Regions from separate parts of the Mus musculus genome. Here region 1 is linked to region 2. A link is a loop called in an ENCODE intact Hi-C map of the cell type or tissue named here. Cell type or tissue: heart. All regions are shown on one strand. Links, peaks and the distances in the headings refer to the core of each region. The heading gives the core; the rest is flanking DNA.

Region 1 (11,088 bases), core at 2,869-7,868, 94 kb before region 2:
CAAACCACCCTATGCATGAAGATAAATAAAAATCACAAAAATTTATATTAAAAAAGAAGTACCAAACATTTTGTTATTAAGTAATTGCATTTTAAAAGCTGTGTTGTTTTTAGTATTTTCCATTTTGGTGTATATTTCTACCTTCTGTTCTGTTAGCTTGGAAGGAATTTTCTAACACAAAGATTTTCATGTTTTTGGCTTTCATACAGTGTTTTTCTCATACCTGAATCTTATATAGTAAATGCTTAAATCTATTGAATGAGAAAACTCTCTTAAAACTAAATTAGCAGGTGATTTTACAGATGGAAGTTGTCTCAATTTCTCCATTAAAATTATTGATGATGTGAGCTATCATGTACTTGATATTTACGTGTTCTCGGTAGTTTCTCTATTACCTATTTTAATATTCCCTACAACAAAAGACAAATAGCATCATTATTACAGTTTGAATCTGCGATGGCCCCCACAGGCTCATTTTTGGACTCCCAGTTGCCAGCTTGTGGTCCTATTCTTAAGAGAGTGGGCCCCTTAAGAAGTGGGGTCTGGGTGTTGAAGAAGACTTCTATATCCTTCTCCTGTCTACACGATTCTCTGTCTAGTACCATGGGGAATCTACCACATGTTCTCCCCACCAAGAACCCCATCACACCTTCTGCCTTCAGAAACCACGAGCCCAGGAAAACCTCTGTCCTTTGGTTGTTTCTGAATGCACTTCCTCCCAACAATAGAAAAAGTACCCAATATCTTAGGTGCTTACATTAAAGCTGTTAACACAGAGAAAGTAAGTGTTTGAGATCACTCAGCCTGTGGGTGGAGCTTTGTCTCAACCAGGGCAGTTGGATTCTTTCTACTTCTCTGCTCCTTAGTGAGGGACAGCTCAGGAGTACAACATCCTAAGTGTCCAATGTCTCAGGAAATACATTTCTGTCTTACTGCTGTGTGTGTGTATGTGTGTGCTGCATACATGTGATTGTACAGGTGTGAGGGCCCAATGGCCATGGGCAAGTTAGAGCAGGATGTCATGGGTCTCCATCATTTTCTCCCTATTGCTAGAGACAGTGTCTCTCACAGAACTGGAAGTTCATCGTTTAGACTAATCTGACAGCAAGAACTCCGCAGAGCCTCCTGTCTCTGCCCCACAACACGGACGCTACAGGTATGCACAGCCACACCTGGCTTTTTATGTAGATGCTGGACATCTAAACTCAGGTCCGCATGCTTGCTCTCACCTTCTGAGCCATCTCCCTAGACTATTCCTAGGGTTTCTGTTCGTTTTGTTTTGTTTTTTAAGTGACACCTCAGATTGTTTTAGTTAAAAAAAAAAAAGCCTAAAATTCCATTGCTTTTCTTTATAGATAATGTCACTGTAATATATTCAATCAAGGCAATAAAAGAAACCCTGAAAGGGGCAGTTATATCACCCAGCCCTGTGCCAACCAGGGGGGCTCCAGGCAACCTGAACTATTAAACAGCACACCCAGACATATACACATGCTATTATTACTATGGAGAAGAGAATAAGCAACAGCTTTAAGTTTTATAGAATGTAGATTTCCTGTTACAAGGTAAGTTCTTCCAAACAAAAGGAAGAAGTAGATGGCACTGAAGACCCCAGATGGTGAAAACTGTCTAGACTCTAGTGAGTTGGATCCAGGCATTTCATTGGGCAATCTGTAACACTAGGCTACAGCTCTGAAACTTTCATCTAAGATGGACAACAAGTGCTGGCACAAATCCTGTGTTCATCAGCTGTCTCCCTCACTCCAGGAAACTCCTTGATCTGCTTAATTTTATTTGTTTATTCATTCATTTATTTGTCTATGGCTGTTCTGCCTGTACCACATTTGTTCAGTGCCCTCGAAGGCAAGAAGGCACTAGATCTGCCGAGATTAGAGTGACAGATAAGCAGGGTTAAGAGCCTCTATGAGTGCTTGGAATTGAACCTGGGTCCTCTAGAACACTCAGTGATCGTAACTGCTGAACCATCTCTCTAGTCCTACTATTTTTAAGGTGTCTCAGTTTTGAAGACATTTCAGTATATTAAGCTTGGGCTAGACATCTGTATTAACTTCTCCATTCATGTGTATCTCCATGTTTTCTTGTTGAAAACAATAAGAAAAACTCAAAATAGCCTTAAAGGGTTATTTTTATTTAATCATTTTAATAGGTAACACTATATGATATATTCTTCATGGGGAAATATAAATGTAAATGACTAAAATATAAAATTTATATATATATATATACATATATATACACACACACAAACTACCAAACTCCAGCAACTTAGAGATAATCCCTGCTAATAATTTCAATTTACTCTTCAGTCACATCTATAATACAGATCATGTGTATCAATTCTATATAATAAACACCTGTAATCAGGCTTGCAAATCTCCCCACGTAAGAGATGACAGGGAAAACATTATAAATATGCCAGGTGTCCTTGAGAAATAAATCATTAACTTAAACCATTGGGGCTTTGTCAGAGGCTAATCAGTCTGGAATGGAGGATGAAACACCAACTCCAACTGGCTCTAGTCTTCCATGGGGACAAAGAGAAATAGTTCTGTGGTATTTAGTAGAGGAAATGCAGTCTGAGAATTGTCTTGCTAGGAAATTTTTGTGTTGTATGAACAATAGCATGAACCTAGGTGGTGTAGTCCACCACATACCCATACTATGGGGCACAGCAGAGCTCTGTGACGATAAGCTCAGATGTGACTGTGACCATGGGCAGCTGCAACACTGTGGCAACTATTTGTATATCTAAACACAGAAAAATACCAGGTGACAAGAATTGTTCAGTGTCATTAACAATAGTATTGGCACAGAATCGTATGTTCAGTTTTCTCCTGGTGGTAAAGCTTGAAGCCACGGCCATGCCTGTATCAGACAAATGCTCAATTACTGGGCACATGTGTAGATCCACAAGAAATATTAGGATGTTCTTTTTTTCCCTTCCTTTATTTAAAAACAAAACAAAACAAACCATATTCTTAGTGATATGCACCTGGACCTCAAACACTCAGGAGTCAGAGGCAAGAGGATCATATGATCATAATTGTACATTTTACAATTAAATAAGCAGAAATAAATTAATGAAGAACTGATAGGTGAGTTTATGGTTAACACCTTTATTAGTATAACTATAGGCCTCTGGCTCAAGGTCATATATGGTGATCAGAAACATCTTTCTCATGGCTAGGATGCTGCTCACTGGTAGAAGGCACAAGGCTCTGGGTTCTGCTTACTAAAGAGCAAGGAGAAGAGACTGAGAAGGAGAACAATGAGGAAACAGAAGAGCAGAGAAGTTCAAGGGTGGAGAACAAGAATAAACAACAGACAAGCTGCTGAAAAGGAAGAGAGGAGTGAAGCCCGAGGGAGGGGTCCGACACCAGAAGTGAAGTCCTTGTTCATCACATCATGAACCAAGCTAAGTGAACCAAGCATAAGATCTGATTAAGAACCAATAAAAAGGTTAAAAACTACCCAGTGTGTGATCAGAGCCCAGCCAGGAAAATTCCCAAAAACCTACTCAGAATTTTCAGAGCAAGGAAAAAATTATAATGTTTAGACTTTGGTTTCAATCTCTCTCTCTCTCTCTCTCTCTCTCTCTCTCTCTCTCTCACACACACACACACACACACACACACACACACACACACACACACACACACACATGCAGTACTGAAGTATATCCAACCAAAGGCATATCCTAGACTAGATCCAATTAACACAGAGACATTCTGAACTGTTGGGGGAACTGTCCTGTATTTGCTCAGTACTGTCTGTAAATGTGATAAGGACTCAGAGGTCCAGGGGAGGTATTTCAACACCATGAAAGGAGAATTCTTACTCTGTCTCCATCCTCTTAGCAGTGACAGCCCATCTCTTCTTTCTTTGGGTTGCAAACCCAGAAACAGTGTCTTGGCCAAAGCTATAATCCCTGTCATAATGCACAGGAAACAGCTTGGCAGGTTTTAAAGAGGTATAAATGCAATTGTATTAAAAATGTCTGCTCTGTCTTCTAATGTATCAACTCCAGACTTAGCTTGAAGGACAGATGTCTATGAGAACTAATTCTGGGAAATCCATCTTGATATGAGGAAGGCCTGGGTTAGGTGTGGGGCAAGTACCTTGATACTAACAGCAAAGCAAAACAAAACAAACCCAATACAGAAAATACTGTAAGTCACCATGACCAAGCCAAAAGGACTAGTCAGTTAGATGTGCACATTAGCAAGGATCATGGCGAAGGCACCATGCTTAGTCACAGACCGGAAAGCTAGTTTAAACACAAAGACGGAAAGCTTAGTTTGAACACACAGTGATGCATGCTGGCTATCTTCTCGTTCTGGGCTTTCAGAGGCTCTGAAATGATGTGTCCATGAAAGGATTACAGCCGAATAGTTGGCTGTTTGCTGGTATGTTAACACAGGGAAATACGAGAGGAAGAGAAGTCAGAATGCAGCGCAGCACTACAACCTTGCTTTGTCTAGCCCACTGGTTCATGCTTATTTCCTTATTTGGAGACAAAGGAGAAAGACATTCATTCCCCCAAACAATAGGAAGGCTGAGACTCTGCACACTCAAAAGTAGATCTGTGCAGAACTGCAGAGAGAAATATGCAATGTTTATACATAACTAAAATACAAGTAAAAGGAGATATCTGGATCATTCTCCCCGTGCATCCCTGTGTACTCGCGCACTCACCAGCTAGCTACCTTCTGGAGGGTTGGGAGGAGAGGTAGGTTCTCTCACAGGTCTGGAGCTTGCCAAACAGTGTTGGCCTAGGTGGCTACAAAGCCCCAGGGATCCACCAGAGCTGATGTCTTCATGGATTTTACCACACATATTAGCTCCCCAGCCTCTACAGTATGTCTTAGCTATGTTGTTTGTGGTCTAGAGTGCATTTTCCACAGTTCTGCAGAACCGAAAGGCGATCAGTATTCACTCCCAGGTTTTTCTCACAAATATATACCAAGGTAGGCGCAGTCAAGTCTGCTTTGACTTAAAGTTGTGAGCAGCACACTTTCAGACCAAGAACAAACAAATGGTCAGGAATTTATTCTTGTTCTGTCTCACCCAAACCAGAAGTTTCAGAAACTAGAATTCTGTAGTTCTGAATTACTTTAGCAGTTTAAGAAATTGGAAGTAATGGCATCTGCATGTTTTACAACAACTGAACATAAAAGAGATCACTGCAATATGAACACGCGCTTCTGAGAGCGTGCCGTGCTCAGGGCTGGCTGCTGGCTGTGGGCAGGACTTTCCTGTTGTGCTTAAAGATCAGCTCAGTGCCTGAGGAAGCTCAGGCCTGATGGAGAAAAAGCTCCAAAGTGGGTATGACCTACCTCACAGAATTAAGAGATCTAACGGTGAAACTGACAATGTATCCAGGTTACACAAGCTCTGGTCATCTGAGAAAATGCCTTCATCAGATTGGCCTGTGAGCATTTTCTAGATGAAAGATTGATGTGTAGAAATGGCCCAGCCCCATTCTGGGTGATACCACCCCTGGGCAGTGGCACAACCAAGCTGAGCAAGCCATGGAGAACAAGTCAGTAGGCTGCACATTGCCTCTGTCTCTTGCTTCAGCTCCTGCCTCCGTGCTCCTTCTCCGACTGCCTTTCATGATTGACTATAAACTGTAACATAAAATAAACACTTTCCTCCTCAAGGTGTTGGTGGTCATGGTGTTTGTCATAGCAATAGAAAGCAAATGGATACAGCTTTATCACTTTAATCTGTGGCATAGTATATCATCTTATGAACCAAATGAACTGGGCTATGTTATTACATTCTGAATAATTAACTGGTATAAATTTGAAGATGTCTGATAAGAAATGTGACTGAACTAATATACTTTTATACCAACAAACCACAAATAGATTTCTACTGTAAGATCAGGTGAAATCTATGACCATGTAAACAAAGAACCTGACTGTTGTGTGAGATTTAGCTGACAGGTTATTTAGAGAATGGACTTCTTTGATATTTAGATAATTTCAAAGTGGCAAACTGCTTGCCATTAAGTCACAATATGCAGATCTTCATAGATACAGCATATTTACAGAGTATAAAATGTACACTGGTAGACAATGATCTTACCCTTGCTGGTATGAAAGAATAAGAATGAGATGATGTGTGTTTCTTCTATCTTCTATGTAGATAACACACGCAGATTTTATTTTAGTGGCTAGCACACTGAATATAAGAGCTAAGATCTACGCAGTAAGTCTTATTGTCTTTTTTCTGAGAAAAAAGCAGGTGTACTTTTTAAGCTTCTTGATGTGAATTTTTCCGGTTTTGTGTTTGTTTTGCATCCGGCCCCCACATCACAGTAGTGAAACAATTGACTCTTTACAATATCTGAAGTGTGCAACATAGTAAAAATACAGTCTCCAAGAATTATGGAACAACAAGTAGGCACAAGAATAGATTTAAAAAACAGAAATAGAGAGATATAACAGTAAAAATTCCAAAGGTAACTGCCCAGTTCACATTTTGATAGCTGATAGCTATACATTTTACTATGCTTGTAGGCACTTTGCATTTCAGCTAAGGGGCCAATGGCTGGTTAATAGGCCTCAGCTTATTAATTGATGCAAACCTCTGCATACTGGGTATAAACTGTAATGAGAATAGTAAGACCAGAAAAAAACAAAAACAAAAATAAAACAACAAAACAACAGCACTATCTTAAAAAGACCAAGAAGGGACAAATTCTTATATACTTTAAAGACAGAAAATTCTGACACGGCAGATATCAGCCAAGCAATTGCTGGGGTTTTTCAGTTCCTCCCCTTTGTTTCCATCTTTACTTAGTAGGCATTAGTCGTCTATCCATCTGCAAGCTCTGATGTGATTACTGATTGAACCTCCATTCACACACACATCCTCTGAACTTTAGCTAAAAGGTTGTTTCTATACCTCTTATTATCTTCCAGAGTCAACTGATTCATAAACCTCTATTACCCTCAAAATCCATATTGGCACCTGTTAAACTTTCCCTGAACAGAGACGCGTCATGATACAGCGCCAGCTTCCCAGACAGAGTTATGAAGAACAGTTTCCAAGTAAGTCCTGCTCAGTCAGTAGACTACTTACTAGCAGCAGATAGGCCCAAACACCACGACGCTACAAGGTTCCACAACGAACTGATTTTGAAGCCAGTTACAAAGTTATTCACATCTGCCAAGTGAACGTTCTGCTTGCCCACCCATCATGCAAACATTGTTTTAAACAAAAGGAAAGCAAAACAAAACAGGGTGACTCACACAAATCTCCCAGGTCCTATCCTGCAAGGGAGGCTAGGAGACAATCTTGTGATTCTCTTAGAGATTTCCATGTTTTCATTTTCAGAACCTCTGCATAGTGTGGCCGTATCAAACAGGCTCTGCTTAGATCCAAGCATGCAGACCTGCTCACATTCCTGAAGGAGAAGCCTGCCATTCTGAGAGTACTGTGGGTTGGTCTTACAGGGTTATTCATGATTACTTAAAATCATCCACATTGGTAAGCTAGCTCAGTGCCTGAAGCCAAGCCTGGGAACCTGAGTTCCATCCCTACAGCCTCTCCCACAGGCTGCCCTGTGATATTCATGTGTGCACTGCTGTATGTATGTATGTATGTAAACACACCAAATAAATACCTATAAGAACTAAAGACATGAATTTTGTCATTTATTTCTATCCAGTGATAAAATGATCAATCACCATCCATCCAAAGGGTACTTACCTCATTGTCTGACTCCACAAGAACTTGATCATATTCGCTAAGCGCTACTAGAAACATGATGGAGGTGACATTTTCAAAGCAGTGTATCCATTTTCTTCTCTCTGACCTTTGGCCCCCTACATCGACCATTCTGCAAGGTTAACAATATTTATATTAATAACTTAAAGAAAAATCAAGAATATAAATATAAGTACTACTTACAAACTAGGGAAAACTCACTACTTTAAAGACAGTGGCATCTAACTCAACTAATTAATATTGACTATATATTAATTACCTGTTACTTGACAGAAATAAGGCATGGTAGACACAGAAATTGCTGTGGTTACCTGAATGTTATGTAGATACGTATGAAAATTATTAACTATATAATAATATTTTACTAAATTATACACAACAAAGGCAAACATTGTTTTTTATATTCAGTCCAGATAACAAATAATAAATTTCCCTTTCCTTTCCTAGGTGTCAGAGTGAAGAGCCTCACATGCTACTGGAGGAGGCCAGGCATGGTCATGGATACATTTAAAGGATACGAGATGCCATGCATTTCCGTACACAGAGGGTACTAAATGTAAACAAAGCCTGCTTATGCTTCCGCCCATAGGATAAGAATTTGGGGCTTTTTCTTCTTTCAATATTGGTAATAATTTGACATGTCCAATGGTATCTGGCAGCAATGGGACAATTAGCCTAGTGCCCAAACCAACTTGCCACCTTGCTGGAAATAAAGTGTGGTGTATGACATGAAAATGTTCTACAGTGCCACACAGGGGCATCATATGAACTATTTTCCTGGTCTGCTTTTAATGCATCCATACTGTACCTGGTTATCCTCAGATACCAGCATTGACACCAAGAATGACGTGGAGATGTGTGTGACACTAAATCAGCTTCTCCAAATTGCTGAACCCAAACCTTGACAATGTATCCAACATTCAGAGGAAAGGAGTCTCAGAAAGTAAGAGTTAGTATGCAAATGAGAAAGCAGTGCTCTTTACCAGTCCACAGAACAGGGTGTCTGCTCGGGGTGTTTTCCTGACTCTCCACATTAAGTCTACAGAAGAACTCAAAGACCTTCTGCTTTTCTGTTTTGCACATTTCTCCGTGTGCATTTGTGGGTGTGTGCAGCACAAGTGTGCATGTTTGTGTGGAGGACAGAGGATGACTATCAGGAGTCTTCTCTTGTCCTCTCCACCTTGTTTTAAGATAGGATCTCTCACTGAACCTGGAGTTCATCAATTGGCTTCCCTGGATGCCCAAGGAGCCCCAGGGACCTTTCTGGTTTGCACCTTCTACTTCCAGACCTTAGCTTATGGGATAGGACACCACATCTGGATTTTTATGTGGATCATGGGATCCACAAGGAAAGCACTTTATTGACTAAGGCATCTCTCCGGACCCGAAGTCAAGGATCATTCTTACCACCATTTCTAAAAGGCTGTAAAGGTACAGAAGTGAGACCCAAGAGGCCAACCAGTAGGTCCAAGAGTTCTGTGAGCGCTGGACACCAGATATAAAGATGCTGATCCGCCCCAGCACCACTGAGTGGAAAGGGGCTACTCATTTTACAAAGAAGTTCTATTCGAGGAAGTCTACTTCAGGGACTCAGTGCTATGCCTCTGAGGAGGGCCAGAAACTAGACAATAAAGTCTACTTTCACTGTAGTGCCAAAAAGTATGCTTTAACACTAGTGTGTTGAACAACAAAATGTGTCAAGAGTAAAATGAAATACTCATCAGTGTTTGAAATTGCAAATCAACCAAGATGTGAAAATCGGCAAGGACTGTATGTGTTTTTGAAACATTTCTGTAAAATGGTTGTAAAAGTAAGTTAATCTGGATATCCAGATGCTATAAGCTCAAAATATGTAACTCAGAATGCTGGCCTCAGGAACCTTGGTGGTCATCTTAATAGACCCATCACAGATTTAAGAATCAGAGTATTTCTAAAGTGTTACCTACTTCACAGCCATGTGCTTTTGAGCATTATGTGGGGGTAAGATTACACTACAGGTGCAAAGAATGAATAGAGAGGGGAGGGAAGGGGAGGGGAGGAGAGGAGAGGAGAGGAGAGGAGAGGAGAGGAGAGGAGAGGAGAGGAGAGGAGAGGAGAGGAGAGGAGAGGAGAGGAGAGGAGAGGAAAAGTTTTTTTTTTGGCAGAAACAGCATAGCACATGTCAAACTGAGCCCCATGGCAGAGGCATGAGGCAGGGGGCCACAGAAAAGGTGCCTCAGAGCCTCAAGCACAGGCCCACCCTCAGCGAGGAGGCTCTGGAGAGACAATTCAACATTCAACATTCAAGTCAAAGACATTGCTTCGTGGGTCCTTTCCTCAAAGCTCCAAGTAAGTGGTTTGTACTCCAACTAAAAGTATAATTAAGTGACTCTGAAATAGCAAAGTGAAAATGTACTGTTGTTTTTCTCTTCTTAAAAAGTGTTTCAGTTGAAATATCAATACAAACAGCAGCAGTGAGCAGGGGAATAATACATTTCCATTTTGTTTTGCCATATCAATTTATATTAAGTTAATTACCCTACTTTTAAAACCATGAATTTTGAAAACTCTTAAGCATTTTGTTGTGTAAAAAAAAAAACAAAACAAACAAACAAACAAAAAAACCCCAGCACACCTTTTTACTGGTACTGAGAAATTCTGCATTGGTACCAGACAACATGGAGAAAATATCGATATGGAAGTTTTCAATGGCAGGCATGCATGGTGGTTCCTGTCTAATATACAGTTTGAGTAAATGTGATATACTACCAGCAACTAATTTTCTGTGAATTTAAATGGAAATGAAAATTCCAGAATGTTTTTTTTTTGCTTCCTCTTTCATTGATACATTATTTCAAAATCAAACAAAGCTGATGGGTTTAAAGGTGTTAATGAACTCAGTTACTACCTGAAAATGACACTTTGTAAGTCAAAGGGGTATTCGATGATCCCTGTAGTGGGGACTCGAACTCTAAGCACGTCTTGTTGTGTAGGCAGATAGGAAGGGTCGGCTACACGGTCCAAGTCATTCAGATAGCTAGAAGAGGAAGACATGAGAATGTCAGTTACCATCATTCTAATCCCATGGAAAGAGCAAAAACTGAGTCACAGAGAAAAAGGAAAGTCTGTAAGGTGACAGGCTAGGAAGCAGGCAAGGCCACACTTCCCCTGCTCAGAGAAAGGTTCTCCACCCAGTCACCTACTTACCACATTCCCATTTCCTCAGCAGCTGAACTCATGTAAAAGAAGGGAGAGCTGGTAAGAAACTGCAGTGAGTCTCCTAACATCTATTTGTTTAGCAGGCTTGGCTGGTGAATCAAGAGTTAAAGTTTTAAACTATTTATACAA
Region 2 (11,088 bases), core at 2,040-7,039:
TGGTGAATGCCTAGATCTTGGCTCTGCAGAAAGAAGCACAGGCAGAGAAGGATCACTGAGCACTCAGACCAACCTAGTTTAAAGCTATTCAGAAAGATCCTATCAATAGATGTAGGTAGATAGTTGAATTATATTAAAATAGAAATTTCTTTTGCTTACTTTATTTATCTGATTTGTATGTTTTTCTTTTGACTACACTACTATGTTCCTTTTAAGGAAAGGGAGCTTTAAGTTTTATATTTCTTACCCTTCTTTCATTTACCTAATCCTATTTATATTTTATTTTTTCGTTATCAGGAAAGCTTTTCTCTTCTTTTTAAACAACTCTTCTATAATTAAAAAAAAAATCATCTAACTAATCTATCCTTTAAATTCCTAATTCTACAATTTCTTCAGCAAGGAAATTGACATTTTAAACAACAAAAACCCAACAGCAAGAATAAATAAACAGAAATGTTGGGAATTGCTATAAACTCAATGAGCAGTGAACCACAGCAGGAAGCATCAGCGATAGACTTGACCAAACAGAAGTGCGATCGTCAGTGATGAAGATGAGGTCAAGCAGACAGGACACTCAAGCATCAGTGAAGAAAAATAAACAAAACAGTTCCACAACATTCAAGAACTCTGGGAAATGAAAAGAAATGAAAGAAGCCAAACCCAAGAAATATCTGAAATTAAAACACACACATACACACCCAAAACCTAAATTTATTCAATGCAACTACAGCAGAAAACTTGTGAAATCGAGGAAAAGAAATTGACACCTAAGTATAGAAATAATTTTGAATTCAGAAGATATAACTAGGGAAGACCTTTTCCACAACACTGAAGATGTCAAAAGTACAAAACAAAGGAACAATATCAAGGTGTAAAAGTAAAAGCCCATAACAGCTCCCATTCAAAAGCAACGCAACAGGCGAGCACTTAACAGAAACCCTACAGACAACAACGCACAAAAAGATTTATTTCTACTCTGAAAGTTACCAACCAAGATTTCTCCGTCCAGTAAAGTGGCTGGTTAAATCTGATGGGCACATTAGAGACCAGCAAGCACAAACTAAAACAAACCATACCAGCAGCACTGCAGTAGATGCTTAAATCCTACATACAGAGGAAGAACAAAAAGTAAGTAAGAGATCATGTAGAACACAGAGGAATATACAATGTCTAAGAATGTAAATCAGGAAACACTTACAAAATTAGAGGAGGAAAAAAAGGAAAACAAAAAGGAAAAAGGAAAGGAAAAACTCACCAGAAAAACAACCAACAAAACTACACGTATTGCAACCTCTGGCTATAGTCACCAGATCTGTAGCCAGCATTACACTAAGCACTACAAGAAAACAAATGGAAGCACAATCTTTAAGAAACAGGACAAGCATGTCTACCCTCGCCATCTCAGAGTCACACAGAGCTTAAAGCCCTAGCTAAAGCTATAAAGTCTGAGAAGGATTAAAAAGATACAAATAGGAAAGCCCAAAGCTAAAGTATCTGCCATTAAGAGCACTTGCTGCTCTTGCAGAGGACAAGGGTTCCGTTCCCAGCTTCAACACAGAGATTCATAATTCCAGTTCTAGCAGAGTTGACAACCTCTCTTCTGGCTTCCACAGGCACTAAGCATGCATGTGGTATACATCTGTCCATGTAGGCAAATATACACAAAAGAAAAGCAAAGAAAAATAAATGTTTTTTAAAATCCTAATAGCTCCACCAGAAAATTGTTAAATTTGATGAACACATTCAGCAAAGTAACAGGATGAAAAATCAACTGCCTTCCTAAACACCAATAAGACACTTGATGCAATCAACATAACCTGTATCAAACTTTCCATGGCAATCTTCACAGAAGCAGAAAAATCGCATTAAATTTCACACAGAAGCACAAAAGACTCCCCCAAACCAAAGCAGCCCTTACTAGCAAGAGCCTCGCTGGAAGCATCAGAATACAGTCTAGAGAGCTAGAGGGCAAACCCAGCATAGGATGGGCAGCCAAACAAACCTGTAGATCAACAGGATAAAATAGAGGGGAGGGCCAAAAAATAAACCCATATAGCTAAAACAAATGTTCTAGGAAAATTGTACATCCACAAATAGAACAAAAATAGACCATATCCCACATGCTGAACAAAAGACAAACCAAAATGGATCAGATACATTAATGTAACTCTCCAAACTGCTAGAGGAAAACAGAAGGAAATGCTGCAAAATACAGAGAGACAGAGGCAAAGATTCTGAAAGCACAGGAAATCATCTCAGGAATTGACAAATGGGACTGAATTAAGTTAAAAGGCTTCTGCACAGCTAAAAACAAAACAAAACGATCAGCAGAGTGAGGGGATACTCTTCAGGGTGGAAGAAATGCTTTGCCAGTTACACAGCTGACAGGGGACTAATATCTAGAATTTATTTAAAAAGAAAAAACAAAGTCCAAAGTTAAATACTGTACTGGCTAGTTTTGTGTCAATTTAACAGCTGGAGTTGTCACAGGGAAAGGAGCTTCAGTTGAGGAAATGCCTCCATGAGATCCAACTGTAAGGCATTTTCTCAATTAGTTATCAAGGGGGAAGGCCCCTTGTGGGTGGGACCATCTCTGGGCTGGTAGTCTTGGTTCTATAAGAGAGCAGGCTGAGCAAGCCAGGGGAGGCAAGCCAGTAAAGAACATCCCTCCATGGCCTCTGCATCAGCTCCTGCTTCCTGACCTGCTTGAGTTCCAATCCTGACTTCCTTTGGTGATGAACAGCAATGTGGAAATGTAAGCTGAATAAACCCTTTCCTCCCCAACTTGCTTCTTGGTCATGATGTTTGTGCAGGAATAGAAATCCTGACTAAGACAATACCAAAAAATGGAATCATCTAATAAATAAATGGGTGAATGAACTAAACAGACCTCTCAAATGAAAAAGTCAATAAGGAGCCATCAAAGAAATGCAAATTAAAGTTACACTGAGATTACATCTCACACCAACCAGAGTATCTTTTATCAAACACAGCAAATGCTGGCTAGGATGTGGAGAAAGAAGGGAAGCCCTTGCTGCTGCTGAACCAGTAAACTGAATTCAGAATGGAAGGGTCTACAGAATTTCAGCATGGAAGGGTCTCAAAAGTCTGAGATTAGAATTACCATACGACCAAGCTCCATGGCTTCTGGGTATATCCATGAAGGTCTTTACATCAGACACTTGAGCATCGTCCGTGTGCACTGCTGCACTACTCACTGTAGCTACACTATGGAATCAGCTGGAAGCCCGTTAGCAGATGCTGGAGTGAATAAGGAAAACGCAGTAAGTAAGCACACACTTCTCATTGCATTCCATCGCATAAGGGCAACGATGTGAGTGGTATAAAAGCACCAGTAAAAAGGCAGAAGGAAAAGGCAACACAAGGAAAAACTGAGTAAAGTACACAATATACATTCGTGAAAATATACTAATAAACTCATTACTGTACGTGCTAAGAATTACTAAGAAAATAAACTCATGAAAAAAATAAGGTAGGATGCTTTTATGTCTACATCTGTTTCTTTATCTGCCCTTGTTTCAAACCTTAACTTTCCAATTCATCCATACAAAATATCCAGAGGTAAAAAAGCAGATTTGAGTCAGCATGCCAATAATAATCTACAACTTCAGTTTTCTCTATCTTGACTACTCTGCTGCAAGCTTTTGCTATTTGTCTGTCTTACACACATTCTCGTGCAGTTGCTGTCAGGTCGCTAGCTTTGCCCCTTTCCTGGAACAGCTCGTAGCAGCAGCTCTAATCTTTTTCTTTCTTCTTTTCTTTTTTTTTTTAATACAGTCCTTTATTATTTTGTCTCATGTCTGTCCCACAAGTTCTAATTACCTATAATACCACCATCCTGAAGCTTATCTGAGAATCCACCCGCACTCTCTGTGAAACAGCAGGTGGAATACTCAGATGGTTTCCTTACGGAAGATCCGTGGGAACACCAGCAGGCATCAATCACATAAAGCAACTGACGGCTTCCGGATACTTTTCATATGCTGTTCTCCCACAAATAATGGTTTCCTAACTCTTATTAATTAAACAGAAACACAAAAGCATGAAAGCACCAGACAACTTCATAGACATGCTTTTAGTATAGAAAGTAGAAGACACCTTCCCCTGATCACTTGAGTAACAGAGCACCTATATGCAAAATAAATATGTAGAAATAAAAGATATATATGAGTTAAAAAGAGGTAGGGAGAATGTATAGAAAAGGATATAGAATACAATGAATTCCAGATTTCTTTCTATTTAAAATGTACTTTTTGTCAGTAAAACACAAAAATGAAAGCTTTTATGGTTGGAACTGTTTTTAGAAAATGGTATGTTCTTACCTTCTCCTAGTGAGGTTAGTTTCCATATGTGTTGGATTCTTTCCCACCCAGTACAGGCTGGTGAGGGAGGACAGGAAACTGGGAAATGGTTATCCTGATTTAAATTTTATAATGTAACGATTTATACTCTTAGCTCCAACACACACATTTGGGAGAAAATCATTGTTTATTTTGAAAACTCTCATGATACAGTACATTACTCATCCTGATGTGACTGTGACTATATTTATAAAAGCCACCTGTGTCCTTTATCAACACCCCAGCTTCTTGGGCCAGACAGCCGTCTTGCATCCTCTGCACTGCCTCGCTGAGGTGAAGCTGTGATAGCAGTCTGGGCTGTGTCAGCCTGAGTCTGAGGATAAAACATTTCCAAATGTCCTTCCTTCAGCGCTCAGCACATACCCTGCCCACTTTGAAGCACATTTTAAACTCTGCATAATGAAAAGACACATCTGAACAAGAGCTCTGAAATGAGCCCACTGCTCTGGGCATACATCTCCATCAGAAATAAGGTTCCACTTAACAAATCCTGCCTGTTTTCAGAAACTAAGATTCTGTACCCAGAAACCTCCTGGGTTTGCTGGCTAATGTGTCTTGTGTGGCAAATTATCTTATTATTGAAATCTGTACTAGATTCTAGTGTTGCTTATTGTTAAGCAACTGGGAGTTATTGTGTATTTATTGTTATTGTCATTAGTAGTAAGAGAGAGAGAAAGAGAGAGAGTGTGTGTGTTACAATATACGTTTGAAGGCAAGAAACCAACTCTGTGGAGTCATTTTTCTCTTTCCACTGTTATACAGGTTCTGCAGATCAAGTTCGTGTTGCCAGGCTTGCACAGGAAGTGCCTCGATCCACTGAGCCATCTTGCTAGTTTGGCATCTGGGGGATTCTTAAGTTCAGTGGGCTCTCTATCTACACTGTTATCTTTCCCATCCAAGGTCACTGTCCATACCCCAGTTTCAGACAGGTTTTCTAATCTATGGTCAGTAACCCTCCTGCCTGCCCCTCTTCAGCACCTCACCACGTACTTTTACCATCCACAATGGCATGGACACACATTAACATAAACCCACAGCTCTGTCTATGTACAACATACATAGACAGACAGACATAGGGAGAAGGCTGCAGCTTTTCATAGATTCAGTGCTGGCTTATATTGCACTCATGAAAGTGTTGTCTAAGTCAGTGTTAGTGTCTGCACTGGACACTCAAGAGCAGTATGATATTCTAGCTTACAATAGTAGATTTCAGAGATGTGAAATACTATGTCAGTGGAAAGTAACAAGAGTCATGAGCAGCTGAAGAGCATTTCTGAATGCCAACATGACCTGGGTTTCGCTCTGTGACATTTACTGATAGAGAGAAATCAAACATATGATAGTCATTTTTAGAAGTGTAATGCTTCAATCACAAGGTGCAGACTCTGAGATTAAAAGCCCTAAATGTCCCCTTTTAGAAACTGGCTAATTATATGGGGTGAGAGGGGAGGGGAGGGAGTTTTTTATCCTGTTTTGTTAAGGAACTACACTTTTTCAGGAATACTGAAATTAAGGAATAGAATATAGAATGTTTGCATGTTTCATTGCTGTATATTAAGTACACACCACTGAAATATCAGAGTTTTTACCATTCTGTCCAACTACTAATTATTTGAAGGTAAAGTCCCACTTGGTAAAAAAAAATCTACAAGGGTGAGAGGTCTCAGTCTGCTCCAGGTAGGACACAGAAAAAGTACATTGTGAGGATTAGAAACAAACAATTGGATCCCAAAAGTGCTTAAGTACAAGCATCAGGCAATATGTGAATTTTAACTTTCCTAATTCAAGGAGAGCAGGACCGCTGCACTGTCCTACCTCATGAACACACAGTGTTATCAGCTCTCCTGGGAGGGGCAGGGGAGGACATGAATGGTGAGGGGAAATACTGAGAGCTCCTGGGAGAACTGGGAGGAGCTGGGGTGCAAGGGAACAGAATGCACTGTTGTAATGGGACTGTAGAAGGATATATATGATGTGTCTTCCACAGGACATTTTACCAGACTACTCAGCTGCCTTCCTCGGTTGCCTCCTTCTTGTCTGTTTTTCTCTTTTAACTAAAATGCTAAATATTTAGATTTAAATATAAATCTAAAACCTTCCCTCCTTCTCCCTCCTCAGGATGCTGTGCTAGGCACAGCAGACACACACCAAGGGCTGTGTCAGAGTTTCTTTCATATCTGGTCTTCACAACAGCCCTTCAGAAGTGGCACTGAGGCCTGGGCTTAGGGAAAGAGCAGCTTAGAGAGACGATGGAAACATGTCAAATGAACACTAATTCCCAGTCCAAGCTTGTCCAGTTGCTAAGCTCTTAGTCTTTCCAGAATCTGATACCATTCCTCATACTAACGATGCCATCCAGAGAAGGCCGTCACACACACATACTGTAAAGCTTAAATAATTAAAAAACAAGTAAGAGATGACCATGGCAGTTCATGCCTATAATCATTACCACTCAGGACAGACTAACAGACTAAGGCAGGAGGCTTGCCGTGAACTTGAGGCCAGCCTGAAGTATATATATATATAAAGGTCCTGCCTCAAAATGAGAGGGGGGAGGGGAGGGGTGGGAGAAAAAGAAAGGGAATGAGAGAAAGAGAAAAGGGAGGGAGGGAGGGAGGGAGGGAGGGAGCGAGCAGGCTCCAGCAAAGCACCAATGGGACGAGGCAGCACTTCCAGCAGTGATCTTACAGGATAACTGGAGATAAACCTGAGTCTGTGTGAAGATAGGGCAAATTAAGTAGCTCCTACTATTCTCTTCCAAATACATTCGTTTATGTAATGAAATTAAAAAGAATGACAACCATACCTGTGTGCAGTGGTGGTTTTTGTTTACTTGGAATCACAGCTAAGGCTCTGCACATGCTATGAAATTACACTGAACCACTGAGTTAAAGCCCCAAGCCCAATGAGCTTTATTTTTTGTTTTTTAAATAAAATAACATACAACTGGGGGGGGGGGGCAACAAACCCTTACAATTTTGCCCAAAAGCACTCATTAACTCTTTTGTAAATATTCTTTCATTTAATCCTCACTCTGTGAGTTAGCAATTTATTTTCATCCTCCTCTTTAACAAAACAGAGAAGTGAAGCAGAAAATCCAGTAGCCTTGCTGAAGCACAGAGCAATCAGTGATGGGCTTACACCTAAATCCTGGTGACTAGGACCAACACTCAGGTGACACCAGACTGTCTATACAGAGCTGAGCAGGAAAGTGGCCACACACTACAAGCAAGTTCTTCCGGAGCACGTTCCTAGGCCTACAGGAGGTACAGCTCCTTAAGAAGTACAGGTCTTGATAACCTCTTCCCTCCCTCCCCAGTACCAACGACAAGAACTAAGGGGACTGGGCACGGAGCAAGAGGAGAAAAGTGCTGAAGTAGAGTGTTCCAGAGTATGTGCATTTGGTGAAGGACAGCAGGAGGCACACCGCTCAGAATGTACTCAATCATCTGGCAGGAGTATGGAGTTTATGTAGCTAATCTAACATCCCAATTTTAAAAAGCAGAAACTTATAACCAAAGACCCTCAGAATACTTGCAAATGACTTAACAAATTTCTTTCTAGAGAAGTCTGTTGCTTCAAACCATTTACTATGCAAAATCTTCAACACACATAAAGTTTGGAGAACGGTCAAACAACCCCCAGTAAATCCTGGCAGCCACGAAGCTCTTCCAAGACTGAGCGCTCTAACAGGCAGCAATAATCAGACTCAGAGGGTTACTAACCAAAAAAGGAGAGGACATGGATGCTAAGGGGAAACAGTGAGGGCTCATGGGAGGTTGTAAAAGAATAAATACGATGGTCTTTATCTTCTAAAAAATACTTTGCCAGACTGCTCTACTTGCCTGCCCCAGTCTTCTGTTCTCCTGGCTTTCTCTTGACTAAAATGCTATTTGTCTGCCTTTTGCCCTAAAAGCTTCAAAACGCACCTCCAAGTTCATGGATAATTTTCTATACAACCCACAGTGCCATTATCATGCCTAATAAAACTAAGAATACCTGGATTATTTTTCAAATTCACTGATTATCTAAAGGATATCTATTTTTTTTAAACTTGGCTTTTCTTCAAATCATGATCCAAACAAAGAAAGCACATACATGCATCTCTTCTGGGTCTTAAGCTAAAACAGTCCTTCTCTAACTCCAAACCATCAACTGAATAAGATATGAGCTCAGTCTACACAGGCCATATTCACTAACATCACACCCCATCACTGCACGCATCAGAAGGCAGTGAGCATGACTGATACTGTCCACCCTCAGAGTAAAACATTGGTTCCCTTACTGTGTTTTCTTCAAAGATGCAACATACAATGCATGACAGGTTGGCTAGACTCTATCTTCCATAATTCATCTGTTACCAAGGGCTAAGCACATCTGTTTACAATGACAATTATACGGGAAAGTGACTGAAGTCCTCTTTGAGACACTGCTAGGAGCCCAGTAAACCCCCTTATACCCCCTCACAGCAGAGGGACCCAGGCCAAACCTGGATAATTCTCTCCAGAGCACAGCTGCTCGTTGTTAATTATGGAGTTTGGGGAATTAGTAGGATAACAGAGCACTGTGAGACAGGGAAAAATCAGTTTTCTGGATCACAGAATGTGTTCAGCTCATTTTCTTTGTCAGGGATTTTAAATTATTAATGACAAAGCTTTACCACATGTTTTATAATAATGAAGTCTTAGCAACATGAAACCTCAGACTGCACCAGGGCATATCTTGGGGAGGTTGTGGGGAGAGAAGGAGAGGTGACTGCAGGGGCTATCACATCTGTAGATGTGAATGTTAAGAATGTGATCTCCAAGTGTCAAATCCATGACTGCAACTAGACCCTGGGCTGGACCTTTGTTCGTGGAACACAGTGCCTATTCTGCCCTCATTCCACAAGGTAGTAGGTGATGGGCTTTTACCAAGGGTTGATGAACCTAGAAATGGCCCTAGACACAGCCCTCTGAGGCTATGCCCCTGTGGTGTGCCCTGAGATTCTCAATGGGAGACTGTCCTGTTTACACTCCGGCTTGTACTGATGAAACCACACACTGCACCGTGAGTGCAGTGAGGCCCCTGGGAACCTGAGCGGCTACTGCAGAAGCCCAGCATGCTGACCCACTCTGTGCTATGGGAGGCATCAGGACCTCCTCTGCCCCATTTCTCAGGAGCCTGCTTATTTCCTCAAATCCAATATTTTACTTTAGAAACAACTGTCAGTAAAATACTAAAGCTAACAGTTTTTAAAAAATGCAAAAGACCACTTAGATAAAGAAAATAAATGAGCCACAAAAATGGCCAAGAATGTAAAGGGAGGAAGTTAATTTACATAATCACATGTCCTTCATCTATGAGCTGTGGCAACCTGAGAAGACACAGCCACTCTTGAAGCCTACAGCTCCCTCACAGAATGACCCAGGCCACGAACTGTCTTGTCGACCAGTAGTCCTTATTTCACACTGTATATTACTAATATGAAGGGCAGAAAATAAGTGCATGGCCAACTTGCTATTATTCCTACCATGTGGCTTACATGTTCCTGGGGGGACAGGTACCATACTTGGACAAGCCCAGAACTTTGCCAACAAGAAGCACTTAATAAACAGTATCTTTAGCAAAAGCAAGTTCTAGCCCCTTGTTTCTGTCCTTCCGTGCTATTGCCTGCCTGGACAAGCTCCAGTTTTCTCTGGTATCATTCACCACACTGTATTATAAATTACCACGTACTTAATTGGATTGCCTGCTAGCAGCTTAGCAAATGAAGAACAGCTGAGTTCTTGGTTCCTTAAGTACAGTGCTTGGAACATAGGTATGTAGTAATGGAATGGACAGACAGGTGAGCAAACAACAGAGAATAAAGTTTACAGCACAAAGAAACTACATCAAACAAGTGACACTGTCTTAGTCCCTGGTCTAGTCTGTAAAGAGATACCATGACCAAGGCAATTCTGAAAGCATTTAATTGGGGGCTTGCTTATACAGTTTCAGAGACCCGCCCATTATCATCATCATGCCAGGGAGCCTGGCAGCACACATGGCATTGGAGAAGTACCTGAGAGATTTACATCTGCCTGCAGGAAGGCAGAGAGACACCAGACCTAATGTGGGCTTATGAAGCCTCAAAGCCCACCTCCAATGACACACCTCCTAATCCTACTCAAACATTCCACCTACTAGAAACAAGACATATGAGCCTTTGGGGCCATTCTCAATCAAACCACAATAGATACACAAAAGAAAAGTTGTTGGTTCCATATCTCAGAAGCAAGCTGACATTTGCTGTCGAGTCTGCTATAGTTTTCTGTTTACTAATATTGCAAGTGAGCATCTTGAAAGAATTACAGGGATGGAAATGGAGAGGAGCCTGAGGAAAAGAAGGTCCAGCAACAGGCCCAAAGTGGGATCCAGCTCAAGGGGAGGTACCAAGGCCTGACACTATTACTGACACTATTACTCTGTAGTATTACTATTACTACAGAGAGTTCACAAAAAGGGACCTATCATGACTGCCCTCCGAAAAACCCAACAAGCAGGTGAAACACTCAGATGCAGATTATTTGCACCCAACCAATGGACAGAAGCAGCTGACCCCTGTTGTTGAATTAGGGAAGGTTGAGAAGAGCGATCCTGTAGGAGGACCAGCAGTCTCAATTAATCTGGACCCCCAAGATCTCTCAAACACTGGATTCCTTTTATTTCTTAAAAACAAAGGTTA

What was found. Hi-C counts contacts between places; a loop is a spot of excess contacts. Peaks named below come from ENCODE experiments on the same cell type or tissue, not always from the same donor. Only the 100,000 strongest peaks of a DNase experiment are listed, where the experiment ranks them.
Region 1: a loop joins it to region 2, with 2.0 times the contacts of the local background. A loop is called at or near these places in 1 of 42 quality-filtered maps.

Annotation. Positions count from the first base shown.
Region 1 is chr19:16,331,766-16,342,853 of GRCm38, reverse strand. It overlaps Gnaq (guanine nucleotide binding protein, alpha q polypeptide), which reads right to left. Exons shown (of 7, transcript NM_008139.6): 4 at 10,649-10,777; 5 at 7,744-7,873. Among named protein-coding and RNA genes, the nearest start is that of Mir496b, 22 kb to the right of the region's middle. In heart, for the core only: no CTCF peak of the experiment used is centred there; no DNase peak of the experiment used is centred there; H3K27ac peaks cover 711 bases.
Region 2 is chr19:16,236,502-16,247,589 of GRCm38, reverse strand. All of the region lies in intron 2 of Gnaq (guanine nucleotide binding protein, alpha q polypeptide), which reads right to left. Among named protein-coding and RNA genes, the nearest start is that of Mir496b, 73 kb to the left of the region's middle. In heart, for the core only: no CTCF peak of the experiment used is centred there; no DNase peak of the experiment used is centred there.